Linked DNA regions of Homo sapiens: all the other regions are linked to region 4. Evidence: chromatin contacts called from ENCODE Hi-C or POLR2A ChIA-PET data. All regions are on one chromosome and are shown on one strand. The core of a region is the stretch at or near the end of the contact, and the rest is flanking DNA. Distances in the headings are between cores, read along the strand shown. Region 1 holds the start of XAB2 (XPA binding protein 2). Region 2 holds the start of MAP2K7 (mitogen-activated protein kinase kinase 7). Region 3 holds the start of ZNF317 (zinc finger protein 317). Region 4 holds the start of ZNF414 (zinc finger protein 414). Region 5 overlaps PRR36 (proline rich 36).

The links. A loop is a pair of places that touch in the nucleus more often than their neighbours do. ChIA-PET counts read pairs that join two places held with the same protein, here RNA polymerase II (POLR2A). Pooled maps may share reads with other maps.
Region 1: a pooled map shows a loop between it and region 4 (21-fold over the local background). The contact joins the promoter of XAB2 here to the promoter of ZNF414 in region 4. A Hi-C loop is called at or near these places in 9 of 50 pooled maps.
Region 2: a loop to region 4 is called in a map of gastrocnemius medialis, with 2.8 times the contacts of the local background. The contact joins the promoter of MAP2K7 here to the promoter of ZNF414 in region 4. A Hi-C loop is called at or near these places in 2 of 168 maps with a recorded cell type or tissue (PC-3 and gastrocnemius medialis), 1 of 37 single-sample maps with no recorded cell type and 5 of 50 pooled maps.
Region 3: a pooled map shows a loop between it and region 4 (9-fold over the local background). The contact joins the promoter of ZNF317 here to the promoter of ZNF414 in region 4. A Hi-C loop is called at or near these places in 2 of 37 single-sample maps with no recorded cell type and 5 of 50 pooled maps. POLR2A ChIA-PET finds 5 or more read pairs at or near these places in 4 of 52 experiments (CD4-positive, alpha-beta T cell, HEK293, HepG2 and 1 more).
Region 5: a loop to region 4 is called in a map of CD8-positive, alpha-beta T cell, with 8 times the contacts of the local background. The contact joins the enhancer-like site here to the promoter of ZNF414 in region 4. A Hi-C loop is called at or near these places in 1 of 168 maps with a recorded cell type or tissue (CD8-positive, alpha-beta T cell) and 5 of 50 pooled maps. POLR2A ChIA-PET finds 5 or more read pairs at or near these places in 1 of 52 experiments (activated CD4-positive, alpha-beta T cell).

What each region holds. Positions count from the first base shown.
Region 1 is chr19:7,628,095-7,630,794 of GRCh38, reverse strand. XAB2 (XPA binding protein 2) reads left to right here and starts at 1,250. Exons shown (of 19, transcript NM_020196.3): 1 at 1,250-1,318; 2 at 2,497-2,645. The coding sequence starts at 1,268. PET100 (PET100 cytochrome c oxidase chaperone) reads right to left here and starts at 1,002. Exons shown (of 4, transcript NM_001171155.2): 1 at 935-1,002; 2 at 136-222. The coding sequence starts at 961. It also overlaps a transcript of STXBP2 not described here. RefSeq lists enhancers at 909-958, 1,219-1,338.
Region 2 is chr19:7,902,515-7,905,214 of GRCh38, reverse strand. It overlaps MAP2K7 (mitogen-activated protein kinase kinase 7), which reads right to left and starts at 1,338. Exons shown (of 11, transcript NM_145185.4): 1 at 1,147-1,338. The coding sequence starts at 1,270. LOC124904630 (a long non-coding RNA gene) reads left to right here and starts at 1,701. Exons shown (of 2, transcript XR_007067121.1): 1 at 1,701-1,794; 2 at 2,466-2,700. RefSeq lists enhancers at 296-835, 1,484-2,061 and a silencer at 777-1,126.
Region 3 is chr19:9,139,123-9,141,822 of GRCh38, reverse strand. ZNF317 (zinc finger protein 317) reads right to left here and starts at 1,426. Exons shown (of 7, transcript NM_020933.5): 1 at 1,231-1,426. RefSeq lists enhancers at 1,404-1,613, 1,664-1,763.
Region 4 is chr19:8,512,865-8,515,564 of GRCh38, reverse strand. ZNF414 (zinc finger protein 414) reads left to right here and starts at 1,398. Exons shown (of 8, transcript NM_001146175.2): 1 at 1,398-1,521; 2 at 2,224-2,536. The coding sequence starts at 1,519. RefSeq lists a silencer at 1,388-1,697.
Region 5 is chr19:7,868,328-7,871,027 of GRCh38, reverse strand. It overlaps PRR36 (proline rich 36), which reads left to right. Exons shown (of 6, transcript NM_001190467.2): 5 at 1-1,313; 6 at 1,484-2,309. The coding sequence ends at 1,995. Among named protein-coding and RNA genes, the nearest start is that of PRR36, 4.7 kb to the left of the region's middle. RefSeq lists enhancers at 631-925, 1,425-2,186 and a silencer at 1,071-2,010. Within about 2 kb of position 1,372, at least 24 of the 41 ENCODE cell types and tissues checked have a DNase peak (open chromatin) inside an H3K27ac peak, as active enhancers do; they include CD8-positive, alpha-beta T cell, where a contact is called at or near this core.

The DNA.
Region 1 (2,700 bases), core at 1-2,500, 880 kb after region 4:
GAGCCAAAGGCCTCCAGAGCCCCACATCAGGGCAGGGTCGGCTTATGGGAGGCAGACATTAGTCCCCAGCAGACTGCTGCCCCACACCCTCTCCCACCCCTGGAATGAACCCTCAAACACTCCTCTTATGCCCACCTTGCGCTGTATGACATCGTCCTCAAACCACTCGGCCTGATTGGAAACCCAGAACATAGCCACAGGGAAAGTGAGGTAGATTATCATCTGGAATGGCAGAGGGTGGGTGAGGTGAGCTCCCCCCAAGCAATGTGCAGAGGCTCCTCAGAGCCTGGGGGACCCATCCTACTGCAGAGTCCAGAAGCGCCTCGTTACGGCCGACCCAAGAATCCCAGAACTCCCACCAAGGGTACAGAAACCTCGCACCCTAAAACCTAACTCCTATAATCCAGGAGGCCTCATTCCTGAAAGTTCCCTCTGAGCTGGAGTCTTCCTCTCAAACACAGACAGACACACAGACGCCCCAGCTACAATCAAAAGCATCTCCTCGAGACCTCATTACCCATCCCCACTTAAGATCCCGGGAGCACCCCCAAACCCAGGAGGCGTCACTCTTCAACTCCACTTCTCGAAGTCTAGGAATCTCCCTGTCATAGACACCCACCCACCACGAGCCCGAGAGCTCCCCCAGGATCTTAAGTCTTCCTTCTTTAGAGCCCCCTTCTCAGCTCACCCCTCTCTGAGGTCCTTCCTCGGACCAGCCCTCTCACAGCCCCCAAACCCAGAAGCCCAAATCCGAGAACCCCCCCAGCCCAGCGTCCCCTCTCCTGGATTTCCAACCAGAAAGGTTCCTCTCAAATCTTAAGAGCTTTCTCCTTGGAGCTCCCTCTTCCTTTGAAGTCCCCCCATTTCCAACCTCATCTTCAGATCCAGGAAGATCCCCTGCCCAGCCTCCCAACCCACTCCTGTGTCCACTGACCCGAAATATCTCCAGCTTCACCCCCATCTCGTTTCTCCCGGTCAACAAAGCCAGTTCCGCCCAAAGCCGACCCTCCAGCAAGACAGAAGCTCACTGGTGTTTTGCACGCTCCATTGCTGAAGCTGATTGGCCAATGTGTATCCTGATGGCGCATCTTCTGGCGCCTCTATTCTGCTTCCGGTCGCTGGCGTCGTCGAAAAGAAGTCAATAACGTGGGCCTGTCCGTCAAAAATGATTTAACCAATAGAAAACGGGTCTGGCTCGGAGGGGCGGGCCGTCAGTGGTAGACGTCATAAGCGCGCGACTCTCTCCTGTACCTGGGCATCCAGAAAAATGGTGGTGATGGCGCGACTCTCGCGGCCCGAGCGGCCGGACCTTGTCTTCGTGAGTCCACAGAGGAGCCGGGGGTGGCCTGCGTTGGGGCATTGGGACCTGGACGCCGCAGGGGATCGAGGCTGGGTCGGCAAGGAGATTTAGGCCGAAACTGCCAGGCCAAGGTCTGGGAACCCTAATGGGCCAGAGACCGGATCGTCATGTCCGCACCGAACTGTCCAGGAGTAAAAATATGGTGTTGTATCTTCGGGTCTGAGTAGAAAACCACTGTCGAAGGGAAGCGTCTAGCCTCCCGAACCAGGGGCGGAAATGGGGGCGTGCAGGGAATGGGAGAGGAGGAAGATCGCATAACTGAACCTTGAGAGGTGAAGATCGGTGTCTGAAGTAAAGGCTTGCTTACGAGGCCAGGGTTCTGGTTTCTGGGATGAAGGCTTGGTTTTCTGGATAGCGGTCTCTAGGCCTGGACTGCAGCATGACAGTTTCTGGGGTGGTGGCCAGGCTAGAAGAACCCTGGTGATGTGGAGCTTGTCAGGCGATGGCCAGTGAAATACTTACTCTCTGGAGTAGAGGCGTGACATCTTCACCAGATTCTTGGTGTGCAGAGTTAAAGGCTTGGCTTCTGGTGTATAACTCCTCCTGTGAGATAAAGGCCTAGCTTTTAATTTCTGGGGCAGAGTTGAGCTAGACGCTGGCTAGTGGGATCCTGGGGGCGGGGCTAGTGGCTTGGAATCTGGACCTGAGAGCCCTGGTGGCTGGGGTAAAGATCTGGTCATCTGGGCCTGGGGTGGAGATGGGTCAGATGGTGACAGTGGGAGTCTGAGGGGCCAAAGGCCTGGTGTCTGGGAAGAGGCACGTTTTGAAGAAGTGGGGTCTGGTGTCCAGGACTGGCATCTGGGCCAGGGCCTTGGTATCTAAGGAGTCTGACCATCTGGGGCAGAAAGCGAGTGGTGATGCGGACTCATTCCTGGCCCAGAGCCCTAATGACTGAGAAGTCTGATGATTTGGGTTCGATTTTGGGTAGTTGAATTCTGAGGGGTAAAGGTCTGGGCCACTGTCTTGGTGTCGGGCATCTGGTTTGGTGCCTGGGCATCTGGTGACCTGACTTCCTTGGTGGGTGGTGGGATCTAGGTAAAAGTCCGGAGTTTGGACCTGAGCCCCAGCAGTGGGATGGTGCTGCACACAGGCTCTGAGGGTAGGCCTCTCTTCTTCCCATTCCCTGGCCCTGGCAGGAGGAAGAGGACCTCCCCTATGAGGAGGAAATCATGCGGAACCAATTCTCTGTCAAATGCTGGCTTCGCTACATCGAGTTCAAACAGGGCGCCCCGAAGCCCAGGCTCAATCAGCTATACGAGCGGGCACTCAAGCTGCTGCCCTGCAGGTGGGAATGGCTCCAGCTGCCCTGCCCACCAGCCCCCACCCCACCTGGTCCAGTT
Region 2 (2,700 bases), core at 89-2,588, 610 kb after region 4:
CGAAGGTCACATCAGAGGAGACAAGAGAGAATTTTACTGGGTCAAGAAAGACACAAAAAGGATCATGGGTCAGGGGTGGTGTTCACAGGGTTTGAAAATCTAATTTCCTCCAGCCCAGAGGATTTAGAGACCAGGATCTTGGGGAAAAAGCCGGGAGACTAGATATGGTCAGTGTTCCCAGGCCAGGTGTGTGTGAAGCGAGAGGTACTGATCTAGGATGACAAGGTGTCAGGGAGGTAGGTACCGAGGTGGTGGGACTGATCAGAAAGCAGGTGGATGTATGCTGGGGCGCGGCGGGAGCAGGCCTAGAGTCACACTGGCCCCAGGTGTCCCCAGGTCAGGTGGGTGTGGGTGTGAAGGGAAGGGGAGCCATCACTTGAACACAGGTGACAAAGTCACCGGGCTGGCTGGGGGTCGATGTGCATTTCTGGAGGTCAGACACCACACGCTCACCAAGATGGTGGCAGTGAAACTGGTCACAGGGATTTGCGGGGCCTGGTGTATGTGGGAGGGGGTCTGCTGAGCCCAATGCCATGGTCACTGTCGCCAAGAGGGGGAGAAGGGACCCCCTCCCGTCCCCCCACCTCAGACACGGTCACAGGGAGAGCGAGAGGGAGAATCCTCGGGTCAGAAGAGATGGGGAGGGGCTCTATGTGGTCAAGTAACCTCAGGTGTCCCCGAGCCAGGCGTGCGCGTGTGCGTAGATCGTCGCTGCACGGGGCTGACAAGCCCCCAGGCCGGGGGAGGGGGGCGCCAGACAGTCCCTGAGATGACGAGAGTGGTAGCATCAGGTCAACAGGGACGTGTCTGTGTTTTCGGGGCGACCTGGATGTGGTCACTGTCGCGTGGAGTCGGGGAAGCCCGACCCAGAGGATCACGGCGATGGGGGCGGGTCATCAGCTGGGGGCCTCGCCTGGGTCCGGGAACTGGGCTCCCAAGCCCTGAGGGTGCGAACCCCCCGGAGCTCGCCGGCTCCACGCCCCCCGGGTCACCGTGACCCTCGCCCCGCGAGCCCGCAGCGGGGGGGGCGGAGAGGAGAGCGAGCGCCCCGGAAGCGGGGGCGGGGCCTTGTGGTGGGGGCGGGGCCTCCCGCGGCGCGCGCCCCGCCCCGCCCGCCCGCCCCCTCCCCCACGCCGCCGTGCTTACTGGGCCTGGGCCGCTGGGGGCTGATATCCAGGTTGAGGTCGATCCTCCGCCGGGCCTCCCGGTTCTCCTGCTTCAGCTTTGCTTCCAGGCGGGACAGCTTCTGTTCCAGGGAGGACGCCGCCATCTTCCCCGCCGCCACCGCCGCCGCGCACCGCCCGGCCGCCCGTCAGTCCGGCAGACAAACACCGCACTGCGCCTGCGCCCGGATGACCCCGTCGAGCCGCCGTCTCGCCCCGCACCGCGCATGCCCGCGGCGCGCACCCGCCCTTCTCCGCGTGCGAACCTCCGCGCGTGCGTGCTTCGGCTCAGCCCGAAGGATGACGCCACCTAGAGCTCGAGGCAGGCAACGTGCAACCCCCGCCTTCGTCGCCACCACCACCGTAGTGCGCATGCGCCAATTCCCGATCGCTCCTGAGAGAGGCGCTGCGAGGAAACACCATTCTTCTGAGGACGGTGGGCGGGGAAAACGGCGCGCATGCTTAGCGAGGCGAAGCCGTGTTCGCCCGCGTGGCTTTTGCGCATGCGCATTCCTGGAACCTCGTTCCCAAAGCGGCAGTCGATCCCTGGTCTCCACGGCGGTGCAGCCTCAGCCTCCTCGCTTTTCACGGTCGGCTTGGGCGTCCCTTCGGAATGCCTTCCTCACTGATGGTGCTTTATTAGGATTCCTCTTGTGCTTAATTACCTCCTAGCCTCCTGCTGGCAGCGGGGTGCCGCCTCCTCACCGTAATTAGGCTCCGTCGAGAGCCCTTTCCCTTCTTGCCAGCCCCAGCAGGCTCAGAGTTGGCCGAAGCCAGGGGGGAGGGGACGGCCATGGGAACCCAGCGGTGTGACCCCTGCCCTCGGCGACGGGGCCAAGGTCAAGGCCAGAGTTGTTGGCCAGACCCACATAGAACCTCAAGACACCCCCCTTATCTCTCTCGCACCCGGAACGTGAGCCCAGCGCCTGGACGTGGAGAATTCCTATCTGAGGAGGGGCGCTGGGGTTAGGTGCCAGTGCTTGGGCCCCCGGCAGCCTAAACCACTCCTTTAAGTGGTCCGACGGGTGCTGGGGAAATGTCCCATCTGGAACCCAGGGATCCCCCCAAGAGCGGCTTCCCTCTGCTCTTAGATGCGAGAAGGAAGTTCTGATTTTGCGGACACCCGGGAGGTGGCCAGGGCCAGGCAGACTCTGCCAAGTGCCCTTCCAGCTTCTGGTCCAACGAGGGAACACTTTGGGATGAGAGTTACCGGCTTGTCGGAACTCCTCTGGTGACGATTTGTGGGTGGAGCACACACAAGTGTAGAGTTATAGCTGAGGTCTTTACCTTTCCGTCTTCCAGGCAGCCTTCTGTGCCTCTGCTCTGAGAACATGAGACTCATCCTTGATTCTGGCACACGGGTGTTACTTGGTCACATGAAATAAAAGGTTACGGGCATGGTGGTTCACGCCTGTAATCCCAGCACTTTGGGAGGCCGAGGCGGATGGATCACGAAGTCAGGAGAGGACCAGCCTGGCCAAGATGGTGAAACCCCGTGTCTACTAGAAATACGAAAATTAGCCGGGCATGGTGGCAG
Region 3 (2,700 bases), core at 177-2,676, 630 kb before region 4:
AAAGGAAAAAACAACAACAACAACAAAAAACACTTTATTGAAAGGCATTAAAGAAGATGTAAATAAATGATGTAAATCAATTAACTGCAACTCAATGGCATAAAAACGACAATATTCCCAAAGTTCAAATATAGATTCACCACAACTTGAAAACAAAAGTCCAGTATGTGGAATTTGGTGAACTGACTAGAATTTAAGCCATGACATTCCTGAAAAAGAATGGCTAGGTGTAAGTACTTCATCTACAAGATATTTAGAAATCTCTAAATTACAAAGGTGTGCTTGAATCAATACAGAAAAAGATTGTTTCCAAAAATACTGAAGCGCCTGAGTTCATTCACAAATAATTACCAAAATTTAGGAAATATATTTTCTGGAAAAGATGTATACGCAGTCAAATCCACGGAGACAGTATTGGTGGGAGAGGAGGATGCAGTTTAGAAGAGGCACACAGCTTTCTGAGATTTAATAATCTCTTTCTTGGCCTGGTTTGTAAATTCGCTTTACTGTTGTCCTTTTAAGTGTGTGTAAGTCTGCGTGTGTGTGTAATCATACTTTTTTTGCATGTATGTCCTATTTTCCAGTGTTAAAATATGTGCATAGGAAAGGACACACCACAAAATAAGACGGTAAAATTCAATGGAAAATATTAATAATCACGATAAGTATAACTGGACTAACTCAAGTTAATTAACAAAATGTTGAACTGAATAGTAAATATACATATAGGCTATTTACAAGAGTCCACTAAAATTAAAATAAATAAAAAAGTGCAACCAGAAGGTCTTAAATTAAAAATATAAAAGGTACTCAAGGTAAGTGCTAATAAGAACACCAATGTGCTGACATTCACGAGATAAAATTGACTACAGCGCAGAAAGAAGGTGATTTCTCCTCGCGATGTCCAAATCCTGACGCCCCCCAATCTCCTGAACTGCCCCCAAACTCTTGAATTCACTTCAGCCGGGCTTTTCCGCCCCCACCAGAGACTTAGGGCTTTTCAGGATCAGGTGACCAATGCTTCTCTCATCACTAGCTGCAATGGTCCAATTTTATCCTTCGCGTCCCCAGCTTTTCATATCGCTGATCGCGAGATCTAAACGCACCCCTCGTCTGGATGCCTAGCTCTTTAGCCCCCGACCCTCGTACCCTCTTAGTCCTCACCGCCAGATAGGCCTCCCGTGACCCCTGGAACTGAGGGGGAGAAGGGTTAAGGAAAGCAGGGCTTACACGACTGGGAATAGGATCGGGGGAGCGGAGGTGACGGAAGCCGCCGCCGATGCGAAGAGAAGTTCATACGGGAGGTCCAGTCTGGCGTGGGGACACGAGGGGTCCCCAACAGGCCGAAAGAATTCGCCGCTGACCCCTCCTTGGCCCATGTGTCTCGGGGCAATCGACTCCAGAGAGTAATGGCTTCCGCTTCACTGCCGCCTTCCAATTCTCGCGGGACTTCATTGGCGGCGTCTAATACGGAAGCGGGGCGGAGAGGATGCTGGGAATTGTAGTTTTGAAGTTTGGATTGGCATGGCGGCCGTGCCCCGGTGGAATCTGACGGTCCAGCATATTTCTCCAATTTCTACTCAAGACTCAAATTTTCAACCACAACCCACAGCATTTTGTAGCCATCGTAGTGGTAAAGGTTGAATCAGGCAAGAATTGTCATCTACATGACACAACTGGGGGACATTTGCATGACGAGCAGAATATTTGAATTGCCTTAAATGCCTCTCTATAAACTGCTCGTATGTTGGAATGGAGAAAAAGTAATAGAAATTGTACAGCGAAGAAATTGGACAACATCTGGACCAGGTGATCAAATCAATATCACCAGTGAGGGTCAGATGGAGACCACGTGCCTCTGAATGACACCTTGGGAAGGGCGTAAAATCACCATCACCTGTGTGGTGTTCATCCTGCATATCTGCTATTTTGTATTTTTTGACCCACATCTTCCCATTTTCTTCCCCAACTGCCTCATTCTTTATTTCTGTGTATTTGAGCTGTCTCTCTTGATTAAAAAAAGTTCCTCATGTAAGTGACGTCATGCAATATTTTTCTTTTTGTGTCTGGCTTATTTCACTTAGCGTAATGTCCTCCAGGTCCACCCATCTTGTGATAAATGTCAGGACCTCCTTCTATTTCAAGGTTGAATAATATTCCGTTATATATATTATATGTTTTATACAATGGAATATATATTATATCATATTTATTATAATTATGTATTATGTGTATTATTACCGTATATTATATAATATATGCTAAAATAATATATGTATGTATGTTATATATATTATGGAATATATATTATATATAATATATATTATTTTAGCAGGAGGAGTCTGCATATACAAAATTCCAGAATCAGGCTGGGTACAGTGGCTCACACCTGTAATCTCAACACTTTAGGAAACCAAGGCTTCCCATGTAACCAGTAGGGGCAGAATTATATAGGCAGGAGAGACAGATGGTTAGTATTATCCAGGGCAGGTATTATAAAAGACAGAGAGAAGGAAATTTGAGGTTTTGGAAAATATATTATTGAGGGGATGGACCATGGTGCGTATATATATATATACACACACATATAAAATGTATGTATGGAATATATATGGATATAAGATATTCATATATAATATATAATCTATATTACATAACGTAATATATATTTCATAATACATAATATATACACCATAATAT
Region 4 (2,700 bases), core at 149-2,648:
CTGCTAAAAATTCATCAGTGGTTACAACATAAACCACACTCCTCTCTCTGCACCACTCCCATGGCCCTGCGTGACCTGCCGCGCACCATATTCGCTTTCTGACCTCCACACCCCGCCTCCACTCTGCTCCAGTGGTGCCCTGGCCACCTCGCTGCTCTTTGACCAAAATAAGCCCGTCCTGCCCCACTCCAGGACATCACCACCAGCTATCCGGTAGAGCCCCCTGCTCCTCGGGCTTTCCACCAGCTCACTCCTTGATCATCTGGAGACAGCTCCGAAGTCACCTCCTCAGAGTGGCTTCCCTGACCCATCACTTCGACATTTCATTGTTTCCTTCATTGCTCTGAATAGGACAAAAGATTGTTTTTGCACTTGTTGATTTACTATTTCCCCATTTTTATTTAACTTTTAGAGATGGGGGTCTCGCTTTTTCGACCAGGCAGGAGTGCAGTGGTGCCATCACGCTCACTGCAGCCTCGACGTCCCTGGCTCGAGCGATGCTGTTTCCCCATTTTAAAATGTGAGTGCAAGGGGAGGCGAGGTGGCTCACGCCTGCAATCCTAACATTTGGGAGGCCAAGGCGGGAGGATCGCTTGAGCCCAGGAGTTTGAGACCGGCCTGGGCAACACACAGAGAGACCCTGTCTCTAAAAAGAATTTAAAAATTAGCTGGGCATGGTGGCACACGCCAGTAATCCCAGCTACTCGGGAGGCTGAGATGGGAGGATCGCCTGAACCCAGGAGGTCAAGGCTGTAGCGAGCTATGATCGCATCACTGCACTCCAGCCTGGGCGACAGAGCAAGACCCTGTCTCAACACTATAAAAAATAAAGAACTGGCCGGGCGCGGTGGCTCACGCCTGTAATCCCAGTACTTTGGGAGGCCGAGGCGGGTGGATCACCTGAGGTCAGGAGGTGACGACCAGCCTGGACAACATGGTAAAACCCAGTCTCTACTAAAAATACAAAAAATTAGCCAGACGTGGTGGTGGGCGCCCGTAATCCCAGCCACTTGGGAGGCTGAGGCAGAAGAATCGCTTGAACCCAGGAGGCGGAGGTTGCAGTGAGCCGAGATCGCGCCATTAAACTCCAGCCTGAGCAACAAGAGCGAAACTCTGTCTCAAAAAAAAATAAAAAATATAAAGAAAGAACTGCTGTTTATCGCCTGTCCAGGGCTGATCTTGGGACAAGACTAGAGGGATGAAGGTGCCCACTTTGAAGACTAGGACAGCGAGGTCATCCCGGATCTCCGTGCACGGAGTCTGCTGAAGTGCGCGCTGACTGCCCGGGGATAGATAGCAAGATTGCACCAGCGTCCGACCTGAGCTCCAGGGTGACTCTGCCCTCAGGCCCCGCCCCCTCTCCGAGCGCCCTGCGCAGGCCCCGCCCCCAGTCTCGCGAGAGCTGAGAGGTGGAAAATGGCGCTGACGTGAGCGCGAACTCGCACTGCCCAGAGGGTGGCCGCCGCCTAAGCTGCAGCCGCCGGAGCCGCAGAAACAAGAGGCCGAGCCGTGTCGAAGATGGTGAGCGCGGCACCGGGGTCGCGGGCGCGGCGGAGCTGCGGGGACTGGCGGGGAGCGGCCCTGTCGCGCCTACAGCCTCCGGCCGACCCCGCCCCCACATCCGGGCACCCGTCCGCCGCTGGCTGTCACTCGGAGAGCGCCCTACTTCCGGGCCCGGCCCGGAATGGACCACGCCCGTCAGGCTAGGACTCCGCCCCTAAACTTCTTACATCCGGGCCCCCAGCACCTCCAAGATTGTCCACACTGCTCGAGGCCGGCCGGTCTCGGTCCTCAGACAATCCATGTCTAGCTCCTCTAGCATCTTCCCAGTCCATGCCTGCCCATAGCCCCGCCTCCGTAGCCTTGGCCCCGCCCACTCCCTCTAGGCCACGCTTGTGTGCATACTGGGGCTCCCACCTATCCTAGTTGAGGAGAGCAGATGTTTCTCCCGTATGCATAAGGAGCTCAATCCGGGCCAGTGCAGTGGCTGACGACTCTAATCCCAGCACTTTGGGAGGCTGAGGCAGGAGGATCACTTGAGACCAGGGGTTCAAGACCAGTGAGGGCAACATGGCGAGACCCCATCTTTATAAAAAGAAAAAAAGAGCTTAGTCCACCCTTACGTATTCCCCTATCCTCTCCTGCTGGTGATTCCTTAGGATGGGGGCCGACTGGGTTGACCCAGAGCCCAGAAGGGTTCTCTCCGCCTCTTCCTTCCACCAGGAGGAGAAACCCTCAGGGCCCATCCCAGACATGCTGGCCACTGCAGAGCCCAGCTCCAGTGAGACCGACAAGGAGGTGTTGTCCCCGGCTGTGCCAGCTGCAGCCCCTTCCTCCTCCATGTCGGAGGAGCCAGGCCCTGAGCAGGCAGCCACACCGCCAGTGTGGGAACGTGGAGGGGCTGGAGGGATGCAGCAGGGCTCCTCCCCAGCCCCAGACAGCTGCCAGCCTGGCCCCGGACCCAGCCCTGGCCTGACCAGCATAGTCTCCGGGACCAGCGAGGACCTGCGGCCTCCCAGACGACGCCCACCTCCAGGTGATCTGTGATGGGGTCTTCTGGGGAATCACAGTCCCTGAAACAATAGAAGCGAGACGTAGAGAATCTCTAACCTCAGGGCCTTTCTAGAGGGATGCCACTCATCATTTTACGGAGCAGCCGGTGGATGCCAGGCTGTGGCTCCAATGGTGAGCCTGGCCAGT
Region 5 (2,700 bases), core at 123-2,622, 640 kb after region 4:
TCTAGCCCCGCCTCCTCTGCAGACAGCTTCTGCTCCCCTGACCACACCCCCTCTGGAGAACCTACCTTCTCTAGCCCCGCCTCCTCTGCAGACAGCTTCTGCTCCCCTGACCACACCCCATCTGGAGACTCCACCTTGTCCAGCCCCATGCCCTCTGCAAGCACCACCTTCGCCATTGACCACGCCCCCTCCGGAGACGCCCTCTTCCATAGCCACGCCTCCTCCACAGGCCCCACCTGCTCTGGCCTCACCCCCTTTGCAGGGCCTGCCCTCTCCCCCTCTGTCTCCTTTGGCCACGCCCCCTCCACAGGCCCCACCTGCCCTGGCCTTGCCTCCTCTGCAGGCCCCTCCCTCTCCCCCTGCCTCACCCCCTCTGTCTCCTTTGGCCACACCCTCTCCACAGGCCCCAAATGCTCTGGCAGTGCACCTTCTGCAGGCCCCTTTCTCTCCCCCTCCCTCACCCCCAGTGCAGGCCCCTTTCTCTCCCCCTGCCTCACCCCCAGTGTCTCCTTCGGCCACGCCCCCTTCACAGGCCCCACCCTCTCTAGCCGCACCTCCTCTGCAGGTCCCACCCTCTCCCCCTGCCTCTCCCCCAATGTCTCCTTCAGCCACGCCCCCTCCACAGGCCCCACCCCCTCTCGCTGCGCCTCCTCTGCAGGTCCCACCCTCTCCCCCTGCCTCTCCCCCAATGTCTCCTTCGGCCACGCCCCCTCCACGGGTCCCACCCCTTCTTGCCGCTCCTCCTCTGCAGGTCCCGCCCTCTCCCCCTGCCTCACTCCCAATGTCTCCTTTGGCTAAGCCCCCTCCACAGGCCCCACCTGCTCTGGCCACACCTCCTCTGCAGGCCCTTCCCTCTCCGCCTGCCTCATTCCCTGGGCAGGCCCCTTTCTCACCCTCTGCCTCACTCCCAATGTCTCCTTTGGCCACGCCTCCTCCACAGGCCCCACCTGTTCTGGCAGCGCCCCTTCTGCAGGTCCCTCCCTCTCCCCCTGCCTCACCCACCCTGCAGGCCCCACGCCGCCCCCCGACCCCGGGTCCGGATACCTCCGTCTCGGGCCCACGGCTGACCCTGGCGTTGGCCCCCGGCCCGCCGCCGCCGCCCTCGCGCAGCCCGTCCAGCACGCTGAGCGGCCCAGACCTGGCCGGCCACAGCAGCAGCGCCACGAGCACGCCAGAGGAGCTGCGTGGCTACGACAGCGGGCCCGAGGGCGGTGCCGCAGCCTCCCCGCCCCCCGACGCAGAGCTCGCCGCTTGCCACCCGGCTGCCTGGAGTCGAGGCCCCGCTCCGCCGCTGGCTTTCCGCGGAGCCCCAGGTAAGGGGCACCCCAGACCCGGCCTGGCTGTGGGCGGGGTCGGAGGCGAGGCTTCGCAGCTCAGGGGCGGGACAGCTGGGTCCGGGGCGGAGCTTAGACAAGGAGGCGGGACCTTGAGGCAGGGGCGGGGCTTATCACCCCCACGGCCCACCTGGCGTCTCTCCCCGCAGGTGCGCCCCTGCCGTGGCCTCCCGCTACCGGACCGGGCTCTGCTGACGGTCTGTGCACCATCTACGAGACTGAAGGGCCCGAGTCGGCGACCCCCGCCCCTGGCGCACTGGATCCGGGGCCCAGTCCCGGCACGAGCGGTGGGAAGGCGGCGGCTGGGGCCGGGGCCGGGGCGTCCTCGCGGAGCCCGAAGCAGGCGCGCCTGGGCGAGCTGCCACTGGGGGCGCTGCAGGCGAGCGTCGTGCAGCACCTGCTGAGCCGGACGCTGCTGCTGGCGGCTGCCGAGGGTGCCGCGGGCGGCAGCGGCGGGGGCCCAGGAGGTGCGGAGGGTGGTGGCGTCACAGGGGGCGCCCGGGCTGCACTCAGCGACGCCGAACTCGGCCGCTGGGCCGAACTACTGTCTCCCCTGGACGAGTCCCGTGCCAGCATCACCTCGGTCACCAGCTTCTCTCCGGACGACGTGGCCTCCCCGCAGGGTGACTGGACCGTGGTGGAGGTGGAGACCTTCCACTGAGCCAGACCACAGCCCCGCCTGCTACACCCCACCCCTGCCTTAGGATCCGCCCCTCCGGGTACGCCGTTTGTTTTAGACCCCGCCTCCACTGCCCTGGAGCCCCGCTGGGTGGATTAGTCTTAGCTCCCTAGAGCCTGAGCCTTTGGCCTCGGAGGCTCGGGACCTACCCACAGCTTTGACCTAGGCCCGCCCCTCGAGCTCCGCCCCTTTGGCCTAGGACACGCCCCGTTTCCCCGAGTCCCGCCCCGTGTGCAGTGTATTGCCCACCCCGCACAGCCTGAGTTTGCAATAAAACTGGGACACTGGGACTTGCACACCTTCGCTGTCACAGAGAGGACTGGGGCTGGGGGCCTCCAGCAGGCTGAGCGGCGCGGGGGGCCAGGCCAGATAAGGCCTTGCTGGCGGCTGTGCTCGAACCGGTTGGAGCTCTGGATAAAGTGCGGTTTTCCTCTTCTGGGAGAGAAGGGGCAGGCCAGGTGGGGCTAGGGCGGGGCCATGCCGAGTCCCGGCCATCTGGTGCCGCGCACCCATCCACGTGTGTGAACTTGGGCTTCTTGGTATCCGACTTCTGGTGGAAACGTTCGGTGCAGGAGGGGCCTGGCAGGGGCTGTGCGCCCGAGTGGATGAGTCAGTGCGTGGCCGAGGTGAAGGAGCGACTGGAACCCTTTTCTATTCTATTCTAATTCTTTTTTTTTTTTTTTTTTT